Linked DNA regions of Mus musculus: region 2 is linked to region 1. The links are chromatin contacts, found by Hi-C or POLR2A ChIA-PET in ENCODE. All regions are on one chromosome and are shown on one strand. The core of a region is the stretch at or near the end of the contact, and the rest is flanking DNA. Distances in the headings are between cores, read along the strand shown.

Region 1 (6,334 bases), core at 1,790-4,289:
TTGAGACTGCAACAATACTCTGCATATGAACAGCAAATTCATTCTCTAAATATGAAAATGAGAAAACAAAGATAAAAACTTAATGTAACAAATATATACATGTGAGACACAATCCTAGTAGCTTTACATAGTCTATTTACAGCTCCATAGATTAAGCATTATCCTCCCCATTATTAACCGAGGTTAGGTTAGATTAGCCTCATAAAATGGTCCCACAAATAGTAAAAGAATGTAGTCCCCTGTATTTTCATCAGACCTTCCATACAAAGAATTCATGAGACCTAAATATATCACTGCATAAATTGCCAACTAATTATCAAGTTTGGGGAACTATGCTAGGGAATGTATGCTATGGGGACTCAATGGAGAAGCTGAGGGAACTAATCTTCAAAAGCTATGTACTACATTAAAAAAATCAGTAACACATAACCAGATTCCTTCTTAATCCAAGTGAATGGATCTATTTTACTTCTGTATCTACTTGCATTATTTTGAGAACATGGCAGATTCCTAAGGTACTTCTGTGACCCAGAAGAAATAGTCTATTAGTCAAAGCATAGGTTGTTTATTCAGAACCAGTGTTCTCTCTAAAACAAATAAATCTTAGAAATGGGGTGGTCTGTAGCCATGCCTATTATAGATTACAGGGTCCACTAAAGTCATATTCTCCTAGGCTGAAAAAGCAGAGTGGAATTTGAAAAGATGGGCACACTATCAAAATCTGATACAATTATAAGACAATCCCCTAAAATATAAAGACATAAAATCTGAAGAGAATGATATTTCTTCAGTTAAATGGGTAGCTACATGAACTCTACTGATTCAAGTATTATAAGGAAGGGGCTTCGAGGTTGATTTCATCTTTTTATGACTCGATGCTCTTGGAATCAATGACATTTAAATTTAAGAGGTTTCTTTAGCTGGGCGATGGGGGGCCACACCTTTGATCCCAGCTCTTGGGAGGCAGAGACAGGTGGATTCTGTGAGCTCAAGGCCAGCCTGGTCTACATTGTGAGTACCAGGACAGCCAGGGCTACACAGAGAGACCCTGTCCAGGGAAAAAATCTAAAATAAAGGGGAGTATGGTATGAGATTCTTTAACGTGACCCAGCCAAACTATAACCTTAGGAGTGGGATATGTGTGTTTGTGTGTATTCATTCATGCTAGAAATTCTATTTTTACCTCTTCAGAAATGCACCTTATTATTTAGTAAGCAGCACTGCTTTGGAAGATACCTCTTCACCTCTAACTAGTTTAGGGGACTTGCTCTCTCAGGACCCAATTCACAGAAGTCACAACAGCCAAACCCAATTTTGTTTCTCCTTAAAAGCAACTTCAGACAACAGTGACAATCTCTGGTACATAACCACAAGAAGAAAAAAAAAAAAACTTCTAATATACAGGGATGGAAAGGGGGGAGGGGGATTTACATCATAACGTCCCCCGTAGGTTCGTCCATCAACGACCAAGGCTCTGACAGTCATTCAACTTTCTTGCTAATTTCCCCACTGTGTTTTTTCTAGCAGTACGGGCAGTACGGGCACGACGTGCTGTTTCCCTTTTGGTGTGTGTGACAATTCCCCGGAGCGGGGGTATCAGCCCCGGGCATCTGGTCCAGGCCCCGGAGAACAGTTCCGCGAACGGTCCCTGCTCCAGCCTGGCCTGACTATGTTGCTTTTCCCCTCCGTCCTCCCCGGATCTCCAGGGCTCGCAAGAGCAGCAGCTGCAGCAGGGACGCTCGGGAACCTGTCCCCAGCTCCCCCGCTAGGCCTCAAGGGGTTGGCGCTGCACATGGCCCCCAGCGAAGCGGCGGGCACCGCGCGGTGGAGGCGACTAGAGGGCTCGCCTCAGAACCCGACGGCCCCTGGCGGGCCGGAGGAGAGGGGAGGGACGCCGTCTCCTCAGCGCTTAGCTCCCCGGCTGCCTCACTCTCCCGCTCCGTTAGCGCTACCGGTTGGCGGGCGGGGGAGGGGAGCGAGCGCGTTATTCCCGGGGCGCCGCGGGGGAGGGGACAGCATCTCTTACCCGCGTTACTGAGAAGGAGCAGGAGGAGGTGGCGGGAGCGCGGCACAGCGGGGCGACGGCGGGGCCGGCTGGTTGCAAGGTAGAGTCTCACGGAAGGGAATTAACCCCATCACCAGCCCGGACACCGGCTCCAGCGGCAGCCGCGGCGGCAGAATCCCGCCCCTTCCCACCACGCACTGGCCCCGCCTCTCCGTCGCGTTGACGGAAAGCAGCCTACCTCATACGCTAGGTCAACATTAAGTGACATACAAATTATCCAATCAGCGTTTGAAAACCACTTTCGCTCCACCCCCATTATCACTGCGGGACAGCGGGAGAACGGGACTAAGTCTATCTCCACCCACAAAAGAAAAAGAACCAATCCCGGGCAAGTTGTCGTCCCTGAACGACGTAAGAGTCAACCAATGATAAAGCTAGGAGGACAGCCATTTTGCCCACTTGTGAAAGAGCCACCTTTCCCACGAGTAGAATCCTGAGGTGGGCGAGTTCCGGGCGATTTTAATCACTGGAGATGTGGTAGACAACTCTCTTTCTTCAGGGAATGATTATAGAGCTTTTTAAGGATGAAAGGACAATTTTGTCGTTCATGTGGGAAGATGAGAGGAAGGCTTTAAGGATGTGGCTCCGCCCCTTAGCGGTAACGGGTTCCAGGCTGAACACCTGGTTCCTCCAGTCTTAGTGGTGGAGGCAGGGCTTCTGAGCACTTTGGCTCCTGCGACTACAGTTCCCAAGATGCTTTGAGACCCTGTTTTCCTCATTTTGCTTCCGGTAGTGTTTCATGGGAATTGTAGTTCTTGAGAGGTTACGGTGTAACCTCCTTGTCTAGATGAGTAAGAGGAAATTTTTGAATAATTTGGAGTTGAGAATGAAGTCGCAAGGTTCTAGTCAGGTCTTTTCGCATCGCTAAAGGAAGGAGAATATAACAGGGTTGGGAATTTTCTCAACACATTACAATGTTTTAGAGTGCTGGTATTTGAACTCTTCCAAGTCTAGGTCATCCGTTTAACGTCACTTCCGCTTAGTTGAAGACGCTTGCAAAAAGTTTGGCGGGAGTTGAAGATTATGAAGCTAGTGCTGCATTTTGGCGGACTGTATAGGGCAAGAGATGGGAAATTGACTGCACTTTAATTGCGCTATAAGAAAATAGTGGGTAACAGTCGGGCGTGGTGGCTGATGCCTGTAACAGCTGGAAGCTGAAAGGTCGCCGCGAGTTCATAGCCTGGGCTACAGAGTGAGTTTTAAAACAGCTGGGACTACAGAATTCACCTTGTCTAAAATAACCCCCCCCCCCGCACTGCCCCCTCCCCCTAAAAAAACCCATCCAGAAATATGAAATGGCATGGGTGTAATTCTCGAGCCTGTAATGTAATTTTCTACTTTGCTACTTAGTCTTGCAGAGCCAGTGTTTATCAGATCTGTTCACTCTTGAGTTTGTAGAGGATGCTTTAATTTGCCTTTAGCTACTGTCTGTGAAGCAGCATAGGTTCATGTCCTGGAAGGTATTGGAAATTCTGAACTAATTCCTCCCATTTATACAAATAGTCCCCAGAAGTCAGAAGTTGCCTTTGAACAGGATCTTAAAAAAAAAAAAGTCTCCTCCATCATTTTTATGGAGACTTTGTCTTACTACTTTTCTCATAAATATTTATTGAGCACTTACACTAGTGGTAAATATACTAGGCTTAAAGGATTGAAGAGTGCACAGAAAGGTAAGTTTTGTTTAAAACGAGTTAGAAAGATTAAGCAAAATTTATGTTACTTGGTCTTTTTAATATCTCCAAATTTAGCATCTTCATAGTTATGTTTTGTGTGTTGATTTGGTTTCCTCTTTGCTTTCTACTTTTAGATTTAAAAACCATTCCTTTCTATTTTCATTATTTTTATTGAAGTATTAAGTCTGTGTCCAGAACTGTTAAGAGGTGTTTTATATACTATGTGGATGAGAGTCCTAACTAGTGCAATCCCAGAGACAGAAATATATCTGCAACTTCCAAGCAGACAAAACACTCTTACTTTTTTAAAGAAAATAAATGTTTTTGCTTTTCAATATAATACTTTCACGTGTGTGTGTGCAAGTGTGTGTGTGTGCTATATGAATATTAAACAGAAGGCATCATCCCCATCTAGGAGTTAGAGTTTCAAGTGATAACTTAGCATTGTCCATAAATGCTTAGTTGGGATTTTTTTCATAAGTCCTTCCAGAGTAGAAGTCAATATGTAGTAATAATGACAATCATATTACTGAATATTTAATCTGAGCCCCAAAAGGGCTAAGGGTGTTTAGTATGTCTTTTATTTTTTTGAGTGCTGGAGACAAACCGAGAGCCTTGCATTTGCTGGATAATGTGCTTTGTCACTGTGTTCCAGCCTCACTTTCAACTCTAAACCATTGCTTCTCAAATGTTTAGGAATCTCAAAAAGTTCAGCCTTCCCCTGCCACCGGGATGCTGGGATTAAAGGCTGTCACCACCATGCCTAGCAAAAAGGTGTTACTTTTTGTTCTGTTTTGTTTTTTTCTTAAAGGTTTATTTATTTTATGTGTCTGAGTGCGTGCATGTATGTGCACCATGTACATGCCTATAAGAAGTCATTGGATCTCCTGAAACAGAAGTTCCAAATGGTTGTGAGCCACCTTCTAGGTGCTACAAATCTAACCTGAGTCCTCCGCAAAAGCAGCAAGTGAACCACTGGCCCATTATTCTTGGCCCTCTGCAGAATGACCTGTTAGGTTTTTTTACAGTCCAGTCTTTATCCCCATCCTGTTCCGCCCCCTGACTGTTCCTCATCCTATAGTTCCCTCCACCCCCAATCTCCAAGAGGATGCCCCCACCCCACCAGACCTCCCTACTCCCTGGGGCCTCCAGTCTCTTGAGGGTTAGATGCATCTTCTCTCACTTAGTCCAGACCCTGCAGTCCTCTGCTGTGGATGTGTTGGGAATCCTCATATCAGCTGGTGCATGCTGCCTGGTTGGTGGCCCATTGTCTGAGAGATCTCGGGAGTCCAGGTTACTTGAGACTGCTGTTCCTCCAACAGGGTTGCCCTCCTCCTCAGCTCCTTCCAGCTTTTCCCTAATTCAACCACAGGGTCAGCAGCCTCTGTTCATTGGTTGGGTGGAAGTATCTGCATCTGACTCAGCTGCTTGTTGGGTCTTCGGAGGGCAGTCATGATCTGTCCCTTTTTGTGAGAACTCCATAGCCTCAGTAATGTGTCAGGTCTTGGGGCCTCCCCTTGAGCTGGATCCCACTTTAGGCCTGTAGCTGGACCTCTTTTTCCTCAGGCTGTTCTCCATTTTAGTCCAGGCAGTTTTTTCCAGATAGGAACAATTATGGGTCAGAGTATTTGACTGTGGGATGGCAACCCCATGCTTCCACTGGAGGTGGATTCTACAAGTTCCTCTCCCCACTGTAGGGCATTTCATCCAAGGTCCCTCCCTTTGAGTCCTGAGAGAGTCTCACCTCCTGGATCTCTGGTACATTCTAGAGGGTCCCCCTACCTCCAACTCCCAAGATTGCCTGTTTTGATTCTTTCTGCTGGCCCTCAGTCCTGTTCCTCCCCCACCTCCCAATTGTTCCCCTTTACAGAATGACCTGTAGTTGTGTGGATTGTATCCTGGGTACAGAGTGACCTGTTAGGATGGCATGCTACTGCTTTATTTAAAGCACAGTGGGTTAATTATGACAATATTACTGTCATTGTTTATGATGCCTGTATTCCATGATGTAGCTCAAATATAACCTATTTCTTGCTAATGGTTATTTACAGTTGCCAATCAGTAATATTTTTTTGTTACTGTAATGAAAGTATATAACAAAATCTACCATTTTAAGCATTAAGTGTGGACTTTACAGTGCATTAACCTTTTATACCTTGGTGTACAATACAGCTGTGAAAGGTCTTTCTTACATAGCAAAAAATTCTGTTTTCACTCTGCCTGACTCCTTGCAAGCACCATTCTGCTTTCTGTTTCCAAGAGCTTATCTTCTATCTCATGTAAAGGAACAGACTCCTGCAGCGTTTGACATTTTATAACTAGCTTATTTAACTTAATATCTCCAGAGTTCATTCATGTAGGCTGTGCAAGGATTTCCTTCTCAATGCTGAGTCCCTGGCACTTAAGTATCACATTTTATAAATGAATTCATCTGTTGGCAGGCATTTAGTTTGCTTTCCCTTCCTGGCTTTTGTGGCTAGTGCTGCAGGAGTACAGGAGGGCAGATCCTTTGTTTCTGAGTGTGTACAGACCCTGTGGACCGGAGTTTACCCTGGGGCAGTCAGTTCTCTTCTATCAGGTGGGACTGGAGAGCAGA
Region 2 (6,270 bases), core at 1,204-3,703, 260 kb before region 1:
TTTGGCTTCTGAGGGAATCTTCAGGGGAGAGACTCTCAGGTTTGTTTTTGATTTCTTCAAGTTCTAGATCCGAAGTGTGTGGTGTCTATGGCAATAGGGTTTTACCTTCAAGGTCTAAGATAACTGTATTTTGGGGGGGCAGTCTTTCGGACTTCCTTGGCCAACAACTTGAAGAGAAGATTTTGCTGCCTAGGACTGGAGTTTGTATTAATCTGTATCTTTTGAAAGGGAGTGTTATCGCTGCAATTGGAATAACTTCAGGAAATGTATCTTCATATGTGTATATGCTATAACTTTTCAGTCACCCTTAATGCTCTAATCCTCCCTCTCTCCCGCTTTCTCTGTCTTGCCTTCCCTCTCCCAGAGTAAAAGCTCAACACCACAGGGGCTGTCTCCAGTTGTCTTCCCTTGCGTAGCATTTGTGATCTGTTATTCTCCTTTCTAGAGCGTGTTCTACAACTTTGCTGATTTCTGCTGTTATTTCTAACAATATACACACATCTAAGGATTCAGAACTAGTATCCACAAACCATCCAGTCTCTCTGGAGTTGGGTTATCTGACTCAGAAAAACAGTTTTCATTTATTTATTTATTTATTTATTTATTTATTTATTTATTTATTTATCTATTTAAGGCAGGGTCTCACTTTGTAGCACTAGCTAGCTGGTCTGGAGCTTTTAAGGAAAAAAAATGTAACAAAACACACACCACACACTCACACTATCAACTAAACCTGGGCATCTGGGCACACTTGTGAAGGGTTTTCTTGGTTGGATTCTGTGACGTGAGAAGATTTACCTTAAATCTGCATCTTTTGTAATCAGAAGACCCACACCCTAAAAGCCCCGGAGTGGTTTTTGGAAGGCAAGGGCAGCTGGATCTCTTGACTTCAAGGCCAGCCTGGTCTACAAATCAGGTTCCAGGAAGCCAGGATTACTACACATAGAAATACTGGCGCACGCCTTTAATCCCAGCACTCGGGAGGCAGAGGCAGGCAGATTTCTGAGTTCGAGGACAGCCAGGGCTACACAGAGAAACCCTGTCTCGAAAAAAACAAAAAAACAAAAAAAAAAAGAAAAAAAGAAAAAGAAAAGAAATACTCTCTCTAAAAATAAAAAGGCCCATCCAATATCTGGGCCACACCTGGTGACAGCATACCTAAAATGACACAGAAGGAAGCCTTTTGTGCGTTTGCCTGCCTGTCCTCACTCTCACTGGCAAGTCCATCTATCATCCTGCTGCTGAGGCAGCAATTAATGTATTAGAACCTGTTTCTTCAGGACTCCCAACATTTAATGAAAACCTGCTAAGACATCCAGCCTTGTGGGCTGAACCACCATCTGCTTGGCGTTTTTATTGGAAGACAGCCACTGTTGAGCTAGCCAGACAACAGCCTGTATGCTAAACTTAGTAAATCCTGTGTGTGTGTCTTTATCAGTTTTGTTTCTCTAGAAAGCCCCAGGATTCTCACTCAGTGAAGGCTACATTTGGAGTTGGCAAAGGAGGGAGGGATTTGAGGCTTCAAGTCTTCAACACCTTCAATTGCAGATCTCTATAGTATATTTCCTAATAGATTATAAAAGTATTAATTTTATATACTCTGCCTGGCATTAAATTTTTAACATCCAGTAAGCCTCGAAAAAGTGACTTATTTATTCTGGTCCAGGTTTACTGTGTCCTGGAAGCCCAGGATAAAAGTGCTGGTGGTGAAACAAGTTATCAGCACTAAGCTATCAAAGTCGAGGAGGGACTGGCAATGTGGATCATTTACTAGCAAGGTAGTCCTTGTTCTACACTCAGAAGGCTTTAGGTTCAGTCCCAGCACCACGTGAACCCAGAATTCAAGGCCAGCCTGGGCTATGTGAGACCCTCTCAGTTTAAAAAAGAAAAGAAAGTCAAATGGTATGCAGATTGTCAGAATATATCTATCTCTGTCTTTTTAAGTGTATGTGTATGCACATGTGTTCTTAGAAGTCAGAAGAGGGTATCAAAGTCGCTAAGCTGGAGTTAAAGGTGGTGACTGTCTCATGTAGCTGCTAAGAAACAAGCTTGGGTCCGCTGCGGAATGAGTTACTCTCTAAGCCTTTGCTCCTGTCCTCCACCTGACTTTTAAGGGGCTCTCTCCTGTAGTTTGGTTTGCTCATACCTTACTTCCTCCAGATGCACAATTCACAGTAGGTTTAACCCTGAGTGACCAAAAACAAAACAAAAAAACCCAAAAAAGTCTATACATAAACTCTGGGGGTAAAGGGAGAGAGGGAGGGGTTAGCTCCTCAAGCCAAAACAACCAGAGGGTGGGTGCGACTACATTGCGCATGGGCAAAAGCTTCATGGCGTATGCTTTTGGCGCGAAAAGTGCGTGCGGTGGGCGGGGCTCTGTACGGAACCGCCATTGATTGGACGGGTTTGGCGCGAAGTAGCTCAGCTCCTACCCTGTTATTGGCTGAGGTGAGAGGGCGGGGCTAGCCGGAGGCGCGCGCGAAGTGGCAGCGCGGAAGGAGCTACGCGTGGAACCTGCGGCCGGGCTATCTGCAGCTGCGGACTCTCCTCCGCGGTGGTCTTCCCTCAGCAGCGCGTACTCTCGGCGCCGCCATGGACCTCGCAGCGGCCGCGGAGCCCGGCGCCGGAAGCCAGCACCCGGAGGTGCGCGACGAGGTGGCCGAGAAATGCCAGAAGCTGTTCCTAGACTTCCTGGAAGAGTGAGTGGCCTCCGGGGGCTCGCGGGCCGGGCGGAGACCGGGGCCATGTGTGCTCCGGAAGGGATGGGCCCCGGCCCGGCGGGAATCCGAAGCCTCCTCGACTCCTTTCTTCACCGCAGCGCTCCCTTGTGTCATACTGTGCTGCTTTTTCATTACGTTTCTAAAACAGGGTTTCGAACTCGCTGTGTAGCCAAAGATGATTTTGAACTTGTAATCCTCCAGCCTCCGCTTAGCTTGTGCTGGAATGACAGATGTGCACCGCCATGACTAGTTGGGGCGATGCTGGGAATGAATCCCAGCAGGACTCACGTCGCAACCCAGTGAGGCCAGAGTTTGGTTTTTTGGGAGGTGGGGGGGGGGGGGGGGGGCGTTACCTCTTGAGTAGGGTTGGGCACACAGCCCAGAACCAGGAGCTTGCAATGCAAGCAAACCTGGGCCAGCTCGTTCTAACAGGAATCTATGGCTTGATGACTGTTCAGTGAAATGAGTTCTGCCCTATATAATGAAAGAATTGTTCTAGACATCTAGCTGCCTCCTTCCCATCCCTCCCTCCGCTTCTAGCACCTAGCAGCAACCACATACCAGTGTGCTCCTTACTCTTCCGCCTCCAATAGTAAACAATTCTTTTCTTTTTCTTTTTAAAGATTATGTCAGTATATAACAAAAACTTAAGAGTTTTGACCTTTTGGGAGTGTACAACAAGCATCTTGAGGTGCATTCAACTTGTACAATGATCCCTGTTTGAAACTCTTCCAACTCTACCTACTAAATAGTTAGAGCCTCTCTAACTCTCCTAGCCTCCTGACACCTGCCACACTTCTAACATTGAACTGGATCACTATAGGTGCCTCCGATAAGTGTGTGTGGCTAATTTTGCTAGACATGCAGCTTATTGTAATCAAGGGTTTGCCTTTTAAGGCAGAATAAAATGACATGGCACGCGTATACTGGTTACCACATATTGCTGATCTAGTCGTCCTTTTGGCTCTACAGCTATCTTTTGAAGTTCTGCTATACTTAAAACTGTAAGCAGGCCAGTGTTGGGCACAAGCCAGCGGTAGACGGATCCTATGAGTTCAAGGCCAGCCTGGTCTACAAAGTGAGTTCCAGGACAGAGCTCAGGGCTACATAGAAAGTCTGGTGCTGAAAAACAAAACAAACAAAAATAACCCTCTGGAATTTAAATTCTATGTTCCAACCTTTGTAATGTTTTTGGCAGTCGGTACAGCTGCTTGTCCTTCAAAACCCAAGTCTCCTTTTGATTAAAGTCTGTGTAAACCAGCAGTTCTCAACATGTAGATCAGGATCCCTTGGGGCACATACCAGATCCATATGCACAGTATGGTCCATAACAGCAAAATTAGTTATGAAGTAGCAATGAGATGGTTTTATGGTTGGGGTCATCACACATGAGGAACTGTATTAAAGGGTCTCAGCGTTAAGGTCGAGAACCACTACTTTAGACCATTCAGGCAACAAGCAGTAGCTACTTCTTTGCCTGTGATCCCAGCAGGCCTGCTATTTTCCAGATGCCAAGGGCCTTTTCTTGGTAGCTAAGAGCTGGAGCTAAGCATAAACAGGACTTAGTTTTTAAAATAATCAACTTCCATTCACAGAGCAGCTTTGCTTTTGCTTGCAGAAGAGTCTAAATATTTCTTTTTTGTTTGTTTTTATTTTGAGACAGGGTTTCTTTGTGTAGCCCCTTCAACTCAGACATGTGCTTAACTCTGCCTCCCAAGCACTGGGGCTAAAGGTGTGCACTGTCGCCACCCAGCTATGTCTAAATTTTCTGTTAGTTTCATTTTCCATGAGTCACCACGGGTGGCTCAGCTATCTATTTTTTGCTGCTTGCTTGTTTTCTTAATAATGTTAGGGAAGGAACCCAGACAGAGCCTTACACATGGTAGACAAGCATTCCGCCCCTGAGTCTGTGTCTCCAGCATCTATCCCCTTTGTTTCTTTATTTGATAGAACTTACTGTGTTGCCATAGCTGTCTGGATTCACAGAATCATTCTCTGCTGGGATAAAGGCGTGCACCACTGCACCCAGCTCCCTGGGCCTTTTTTGACTTTTTTAGTTTTGAGAGAAGGTCCCTTTTAAGTTGCCCAGTCAGTCCTTGAACTTCCAACTTTCCATCTTTAGCCTCGGTAACAAGGATTAACAGGCCCACATCACCAAGCTCTGCCACTTCTTTCTCATAAATTTACCTTTTAATGACACCAATGCCACCTTTTACACCTGTGAATCTTTATTATAGCTATTCCAGTAGGCATAATTGGCTTTGATTTCTGGCACTTCTGTCAATAGAGACATTATTTGTTGTTTATGGGTCTTGTCTCCTAAGAATGCCAGCCCCAGGACAGAAACAACACTACCTTTTCTGTACTTTTAGATATTAGTTGGAAGAGAAATTAATTTTGGGTCTGCCCCCCCTCCCCAATTAATGTGCTTTCATTTTCTTGAGGTCTTTAGCAGTGATACCTCATTTCTGTGTGGGGTGGTGTTTGTTTTGCTTGCTCTGTGTGTGTGTGTGTGTGTTATTAGAGATTAGACCTAAGACTTTGTGGGTGCTAGGCAAGCACTGAACTATGTTTCCAGCCTTTTTATTCCGCTTCTTAAATTATGACTAATGGAAATTTAATATTTGGATTTTAACTCTCTGTTCTTAATTACACATAACATTTTTTTTTTGTTTTTGTTTTTCGAGACAGGGTCTCTCTGTGTAGCCCTGGCTGTCCTGGAACTCAGAAATCCACCTGCCTCTGCCTCCCAAGTGCTGGGATTAAAGGCGTGCACCACCACTGCCCAGCTAACAATAATTTTTAAAACCTGTTCATTAGAAAATGTTAAATCGTCTGGGTGTGTGGTACTGGCACACACCTTCAATCCCAGTACCAGAAATCAGAGGCAGGTGAATCTCTGGAGTTTGGAATAGTAAAAGCCTTGGGGTAGTCAGGGCTACACAAAGAAACCCTGAGGGGAAACGGAGGGAAAAAGAAGAAAGAAAAGAAACTGTTAGATCAGGGCGGGGGAGATGGCCCACTGGTTAAAAGCACTGGCTACTCATGTAGAGGACCCAGGTTCTATTCCCAGCACCCTGCAGTTCCAGGACTCTCATTACTGCCTTCTGGCCTCATTAAGCACCACTACACACATGGTGAACATGCATAGATGAAGGTAAAATACTTATACACATAAAATCAAAAATTTTTAAGAAAAAGAAAATGTTAAATTAGTTGAGGTGAGGGCTGGGGCTAATGGCTCAGCGGGTACTGCAAACCTGACAATTTGAGTTCAGTCCCTAGGACTCATGGTAGAAGGAGAGAGCCGACTTCCATATGTTTAGTTTTGGTTTTCTTTTATTTATTTTTTAACTCTGAGGCCTGGAAAGGTTGTCAGATCCCCTAGAGCTGGAATTACAATGACTGCGAGCCTCCTGATGGGAGTGTTTGGAACAGAATCAACAAGCACTCATAACAGCTGAGCCATCTTTCTAGTCCCTGTAAGTTGTCCTTTCACATGTGGGACAGAGTATAAACACAGACATCAATAGAATAAATACATAAATGA

What was found. A loop is a pair of places that touch in the nucleus more often than their neighbours do. ChIA-PET counts read pairs that join two places held with the same protein, here RNA polymerase II (POLR2A).
Region 2: a map of gastrocnemius shows a loop between it and region 1 (5-fold over the local background). The contact joins the promoter of Mcm6 here to the promoter of Zranb3 in region 1. A Hi-C loop is called at or near these places in 1 of 37 maps with a recorded cell type or tissue (gastrocnemius). POLR2A ChIA-PET finds 5 or more read pairs at or near these places in 1 of 5 experiments (embryonic stem cell).

The regions. Positions count from the first base shown.
Region 1 is chr1:128,099,176-128,105,509 of GRCm38, reverse strand. Zranb3 (zinc finger, RAN-binding domain containing 3) reads left to right here and starts at 3,039. Exons shown (of 21, transcript NM_027678.3): 1 at 3,039-3,257. It overlaps R3hdm1 (R3H domain containing 1), which reads right to left and starts at 2,204. Exons shown (of 27, transcript NM_181750.2): 1 at 2,027-2,204. It also overlaps the pseudogene Gm29383.
Region 2 is chr1:128,355,888-128,362,157 of GRCm38, reverse strand. It overlaps Mcm6 (minichromosome maintenance complex component 6), which reads left to right and starts at 2,453. Exons shown (of 17, transcript NM_008567.2): 1 at 2,453-2,699. The coding sequence starts at 2,593.